Linked DNA regions of Homo sapiens: region 1 is linked to region 2. Evidence: chromatin contacts called from ENCODE POLR2A ChIA-PET data. All regions are on one chromosome and are shown on one strand. The core of a region is the stretch at or near the end of the contact, and the rest is flanking DNA. Distances in the headings are between cores, read along the strand shown.

Region 1 (2,700 bases), core at 51-2,550, about 31 Mb before region 2:
AGAAAAACAGGGCGACGCCCTGTGAGGGAAGGGTCCCGCGGTTTGGCTGTTTGGGCCTGTGGCTGTTAGGGGTGGCAGGATAGTGACCCGGGGACAGGACTTGGGGGCACTGTGGGGGTAGAATTTGGAGACAGAGTGTCCCAGGGTAGGATTGCCGAGACACGATGGCCGAGGGATACGATTTTTTTTTTTTTTTTTTAATTTGAGACGGAGTCTCACTCTGTCGCCCAGGCTGGAGTGCTGTGGTGCAATGTCGGCTCACTGCAACCTCCGCCTCCCGGGTTCAAGCGATTCTCCTGCCTCAGCCTCCCGAATAGCTGGGATTACAGGCCCCCGGCACCACGCTCGACTAATTTTTGTATTTTTATGTATTTATTTTTATTTATTTATTTATTTTGAGACGGAGTCTCACCCTGTCACCCAGGCTGGAAATGCAGTGGCGCGATCTCGGCTCACCGCAACGTCCGCCTCCAGGGTTCAAATGATTCTCCTGCCTCAGCCTCCCTAGTAGCTGGGATTACAGGCGCACACCACCACACCCGGCTAATTTTTGTATCTTTAGTAGAGACGGGGTTTCACCATGTTGGTCAGGCGGGTCTTGAACTCCTGACCTTGTGATCCGCCCACCTCGGCCTCCCAAAGTGCTGGGATTACAGGCGTAAGCCACCGTGCCTGGCCTTAATTTTTGTATTTTTAGTAGAGACGGGGTTTCCCCATGTCGGCCAGGCTGGTCTTGAACTCCTGGCCTCAGGTGATCCACCCGCCTTGGCCCCCAAAGTGCTGGGATTACAGGTGTGAGCCACCAAGCCAGGACTTTTTTTTTTTTTTTTTTTTGAGACGGAGTCTCACTCTGTCGCCCAGGCTGGAGTGCAGTGGCATCATCTCGGCTCACTGCAACCTCTGCCTCCCCGATTCAAGCAATTCTCCTGCCTCAGCTTTCCGAGTAGCTAAGATTACAGGCGCCCGCCACCACGCCCGGCTAATTTTTTGTATTTTTAGTAGAGACGGGGTTTCATCATGTTGGACCAGGCTGGTCTCTAACTCCTGACCTCAGGTAATCCGCCCGCTTCGGCCTCCCAAAGTGCTAAGATTACAGACCTGAGCCACTTCGCCTGGCAGGGACCGTATTTCAAGTCCTGCCCTCCCACCAGCGCCTGCGCCCCGCAGCAGTGTCCGGCTCCCTGCCGACGCCCTGGAGCTGGGACGGCCTGGGGCGCTGGTCGGCCGCCTTCCCCCAGAAGGAGGCGTGAGCGGGGCGTGGCCGGAACGTCTCTCTTCGGAGCCGCGCCCCGGGCGGGCACAGTTACGCGCCGCACGGATCATGGCCGCAGCCGCTCTGGGGCAGGTGGGTTCGCAGCCCCGCGCCGGGGTCTGGGAAATAACCGGGGGAGGCGCACTTCCGGGAAGACCACTGGCCTGCAGCCGGTCCGACTCGGCGCCGCTCCTCCCGCCCTGGGGTTCCGCTGCAGGGCGCGGAGGAGGATGGCGCCCTTTGGAAAGGAGCACGAGGCTTTAATGGGGTGAGGGGGAGCAGGTAGACGCGGATGAGGTGGGGCAAGTAATTGGCGGGGAGGTAAAAAAAAAAAAAAAAAGGGAAACATGGTGGAGGACCCTGTAATGAGGGAGGCGTGGGGGTGGGGAGGTTGTGATTTGGGGAGCGGAGCCCTGGGGTGCGGTGGGGCATCAGCCTGTGCGGGAGCTGGAATAAAGGGGCCCAGACCTCCAGGGCCGGGTGCAGGTGAAGGCAGAGTTGGACCTCAAGTCTCAGCTCTGGGAATTGGACTCAAGGTCCTATTTTCTTGGAATGAAAGTTGAAAAAAATAAGAGATGGGGATTGCTGTGCTTCCCAAACTCCTATCTGAAGCTTTGCACCTGGATTGGAAATCGAGGCAGCGTCTCATGGTCAAAGTGACAGATGCTGCAGGCTGGCTGAGACGATCCCTTCTGACTGTGCGATGTCAAACAGCAGCAGCGTTTCCCAGAGTCTATGATTTCAGAGAACAAGGTTTCTCAGTGAGGAAGGAAACAGCCAAAGAAAGGGGTCATTACAAGCCTTCACAGCTGCGGTGTAACCTTGGGAGAACTGTCTGTTAACTTTACACCTGACTTTATTTGAGTCTCTTATCCTAGCTGATGAATGTCAGGGCAGAATTTCACTTTTTTCGGCTCTTAGTGACTGATAGGGATAGTCCTGGGATACCTGGGGTATGTGGGCAATCTGGGCTTTAGTGGTGACACTCCTGGACTGTGGTGGGGCAGTACTGGGCTTTGACAGGTCCACTTGGGACTGATGTGGACCGTCTCATCATGGCACAGTTCTGGTGTCATAGAATGGCCCTGAACTCATGATGGGACATTCCTAGGCTCTGATGAAGATAGAGATATCCTGTAATGGAGATAATTGGGCTGAGTCCTCAGCTGTGATGGGGACAGTCCCGGGGTGTGGAGAGGACAGTGCTGGACCATGGTAGGGACAGTCTGGAAGGTACTGGCCTAGACAGCAACATAGGGATAGTCCTGGGGATTGAAAAAGACAACAATGGGATTTTTTTTTTTTTTTTAATTTCAGACCTGGTGAATAGGAAATAAGCCCTGATATTTGGCAGAGACAATGCTGGTTATAATGGGGAAAAGTGCTGGGCTTTGGATAGGGGACATTCCTGAGCTGTTTGGGACAGTACTTGGCTCTGCTGGGGACCA
Region 2 (2,700 bases), core at 131-2,630:
GGTGCGGGGACGTGGGGGTGGGCGTCCCAGTACTCCCAGGGCACTGGGGGCGGGCTGGGGACTGGGTTGGCGGCGGCTGGGCCTCGAGGCGCTAAGTTATTCTGGTCTCTCGGCGCCTCCGCAGCTGGCGAGCTTTTTATAAACAGGACGAGTCACCCCCCGCCACACACACACGCTCCAGCCCCGCCTACTGGGAGGGGTGGGGGGAGAATCTAGGGGATCAGGACTCTCCTGGGGGCCACACACCCCTGGAGGGTTTGAAAGCTGGAGTAGGGGGAGCAGGAGACCCAAAGTGGGGGCTGGGGTTTCGGGCTCCTCCTCCCTCCCCAAATTCTGACTTCCTTCCCTAAAGATTTGGAGGAATAAAAGATGGACCATCTTAGCTCCCAAAAGGCTCCATCCTCTGAGTTTTGCTTTCCCAGGATGGAGGGAGGGGGTCTCCCAGCCCCCGGGTCTTTGAATCCGAGCTTTGAAGAGCTGGAGGCTTCGGCTCGTGCCCTCCCTGTTTCCCGGGGCATTTACCGCAGGCTTTAAGGGGTTTCCGGGACAGGTCGCTTCTCTGTCCCTGCTAAACCTTTTCTTCGAATTTTCTTCTTGATGACGGGGCGCAGGGAGGGGAGGGGGTTCCCAGAGAGTCCATCAGCCCCTTCCTCCTTTTCTGGGAATGGTGGGGAGGGGAGGCTCTCTTGACCTCTACTTCTTTCTTTTCAAACCTCAGAAACGGGGGAGGGGTGGAGTCTTTACTAGCCCCTCCCTCAGTGGGGGGGTCTTACGCCTCGGGAATGGGACAGGGGTCCCTCTTGACTCCTGTTTATTCTTTGGTATTTATTTTGAACCCCATATATGTGAGGGTATAAAACATCTCTTGGGCCTCGATTTTTCTTTTCTGCAATTGGGAGTCAGGGGCATTTAACAGGGGTCACAGCACCTTGGACTAGACGGTGGCCTCAAGAGTCCCCTACCTGGGGTGGGTGCGGGCGGGTAAGGGAACCGCCCCTCGAAGACCGGGGCTCAGCCAAGGCCTCAGCCTCTCGGCCCTTCAATCTCCCAGATGCCACCATTGGACAAGAGGAGGGCGTAGACAATCTCTGATTGGCTACTTCGCCCGTCGCTCGAGAGCTTAAGCCAGTGAGAGAACGCTGAGGGGCCCCGCCTCCCCGAGGCGGACAGGAGGCGGACGAGAGGCGGAGTCGGCCCCCGCGCCGCTCCCGCCCCTACTGGATGCACACGCTAGGCCCCGCCCCATTTGCACGTCAATCTGCTCAGGAGCCCTGCCCCATCTGGCTCTGCGTGCGTCAATGGGCCACATCTCTACGCGCGGCTCCGCCTCCGGATGGCGTCACGGACTTATCTACATGTGAGGCTCCGCCCCTCCCTTTGCAGGACGTCACGGAGGACTGCAGGGGCCTGAGCCGCTGCTGCCGCCGCCGCCGCGCAGCCCCACATCAACGCACCGGGGTCCTGTCACCGCCACCGCCAAAAAAGTCACCGCCGCTAGGGTCGCCGTTGCATCGGTGCAGGGCAAGGTGAGCTCCTGGGCGGCCGGGTGTGCTCAGGCTCCGAGCACCTGCATAACCTTCATTTGACTGATGGGCTGATGGAGGTGGGGGACGAGGTTGACTAGGGTTGAATGGGGGGAAGGATGCGGCGGTCGCGAGGCTGGGAATGGGTAGGGCCCGGGCGCCCCACTCCTGCCTGATCCTCACCACTAACCCCCCCAACCCCCCTGCTCTGCGGCGGAGGGGGAGGGGAGCCGAGCTCCTTGCGGGAAGCTGTGCGCGCGGGAGGCTTTTGCGTGCGCGTGCGCGTGGTGTGCACACGCGTGTGCGCGCCTGCCTGTGTCAGCGGGTCTGTGTGCACCCTTGCTTGTGTACCTGGATATGCTCGTGTGACGCCGTGGGGGTCTGGGCCTAAGTGTGTGAGCGTTGCACGCGCGTGGAGAAAGACGTGTGGACCGCCTGTGCAGGTATGGCCCGTGCATACAAGCACGGGGATCCGTGTCCGTGTGGGTGATGTGCACACGCCTGCATGGGTGGAGGGGCCTGTGCGCACGGGTGGTTTGCACATTTCTATAGGCGAGTCGGTGTGCAAACAGGTGTCTGTGTCTTTGTCCTGTGCACCTCAGTGCGTTCACACACTCCTGTATGTACGGATGAGCGTGTTTGAGGCTGTGTGCACGTGAGCGTGTGCATGCCCCTCCTGTATCATGTGATGCAGCGGCCTTGGCCGGAGCTCTCCGGCCTGGAGGTTTGCGGGGAGCGGGGGCTGCAGATGCGCGTCCTCGAGGGACCATGCACGCGGTGCACGTGGGGCCGCGCGGCCGGGTTCTGAGGACCATGAAAGATTGATGGGGGGCGGAGCCAGCCGCAGTCACCCCCTCCGGGCTCAGCCCTGGGTTTAGGGTTACAGCCCCACCTGGGGCACCTGCCCCTTGAAGGGGGCTGCTGGGGTGTCCCCATCGGCAACCCTCTGAGCCCCTCCTCTGAAACGCCCAGGATTTCAAGGTCACAGGCTGCCCTCTGCTGGGGGCACCACCAATTAATACTGGGGCTCCTGATGGGATAAGGGTGTCCTCCATACACCGGCCGTTTTCTGGAGCCCTTGCCATCTTCTGCCTGGGCTTGGGCACATGAGGATGGAGAGAGCCCCCCTCACGGCTCTGCTACACCCGGTATCCCCAGATGGCATCCGCCACAGACT

The links. ChIA-PET counts read pairs that join two places held with the same protein, here RNA polymerase II (POLR2A).
Region 1: POLR2A ChIA-PET joins it to region 2 with 10 read pairs in activated T-cell. The contact joins the promoter of BCAT2 here to the promoter of RAB3A in region 2. POLR2A ChIA-PET finds 5 or more read pairs at or near these places in 2 of 52 experiments (H1 and activated T-cell).

Annotation. Positions count from the first base shown.
Region 1 is chr19:48,809,629-48,812,328 of GRCh38, reverse strand. BCAT2 (branched chain amino acid transaminase 2) reads left to right here and starts at 1,300. Exons shown (of 11, transcript NM_001190.4): 1 at 1,300-1,345. The coding sequence starts at 1,322. It overlaps LOC105372432 (a long non-coding RNA gene), which reads right to left. Exons shown (of 3, transcript XR_936017.4): 3 at 1,492-1,985. RefSeq lists silencers at 1-34, 1,111-1,330, a cis regulatory region at 1-221 and enhancers at 1,083-1,377, 1,651-1,720.
Region 2 is chr19:18,202,722-18,205,421 of GRCh38, reverse strand. RAB3A (RAB3A, member RAS oncogene family) reads left to right here and starts at 1,380. Exons shown (of 5, transcript NM_002866.5): 1 at 1,380-1,526; 2 at 2,682-2,700. The coding sequence starts at 2,682. It overlaps LOC102725254 (a long non-coding RNA gene), which reads right to left and starts at 692. Exons shown (of 2, transcript NR_134910.1): 1 at 523-692. RefSeq lists silencers at 29-88, 974-1,363 and enhancers at 744-843, 1,029-1,323, 1,356-2,138.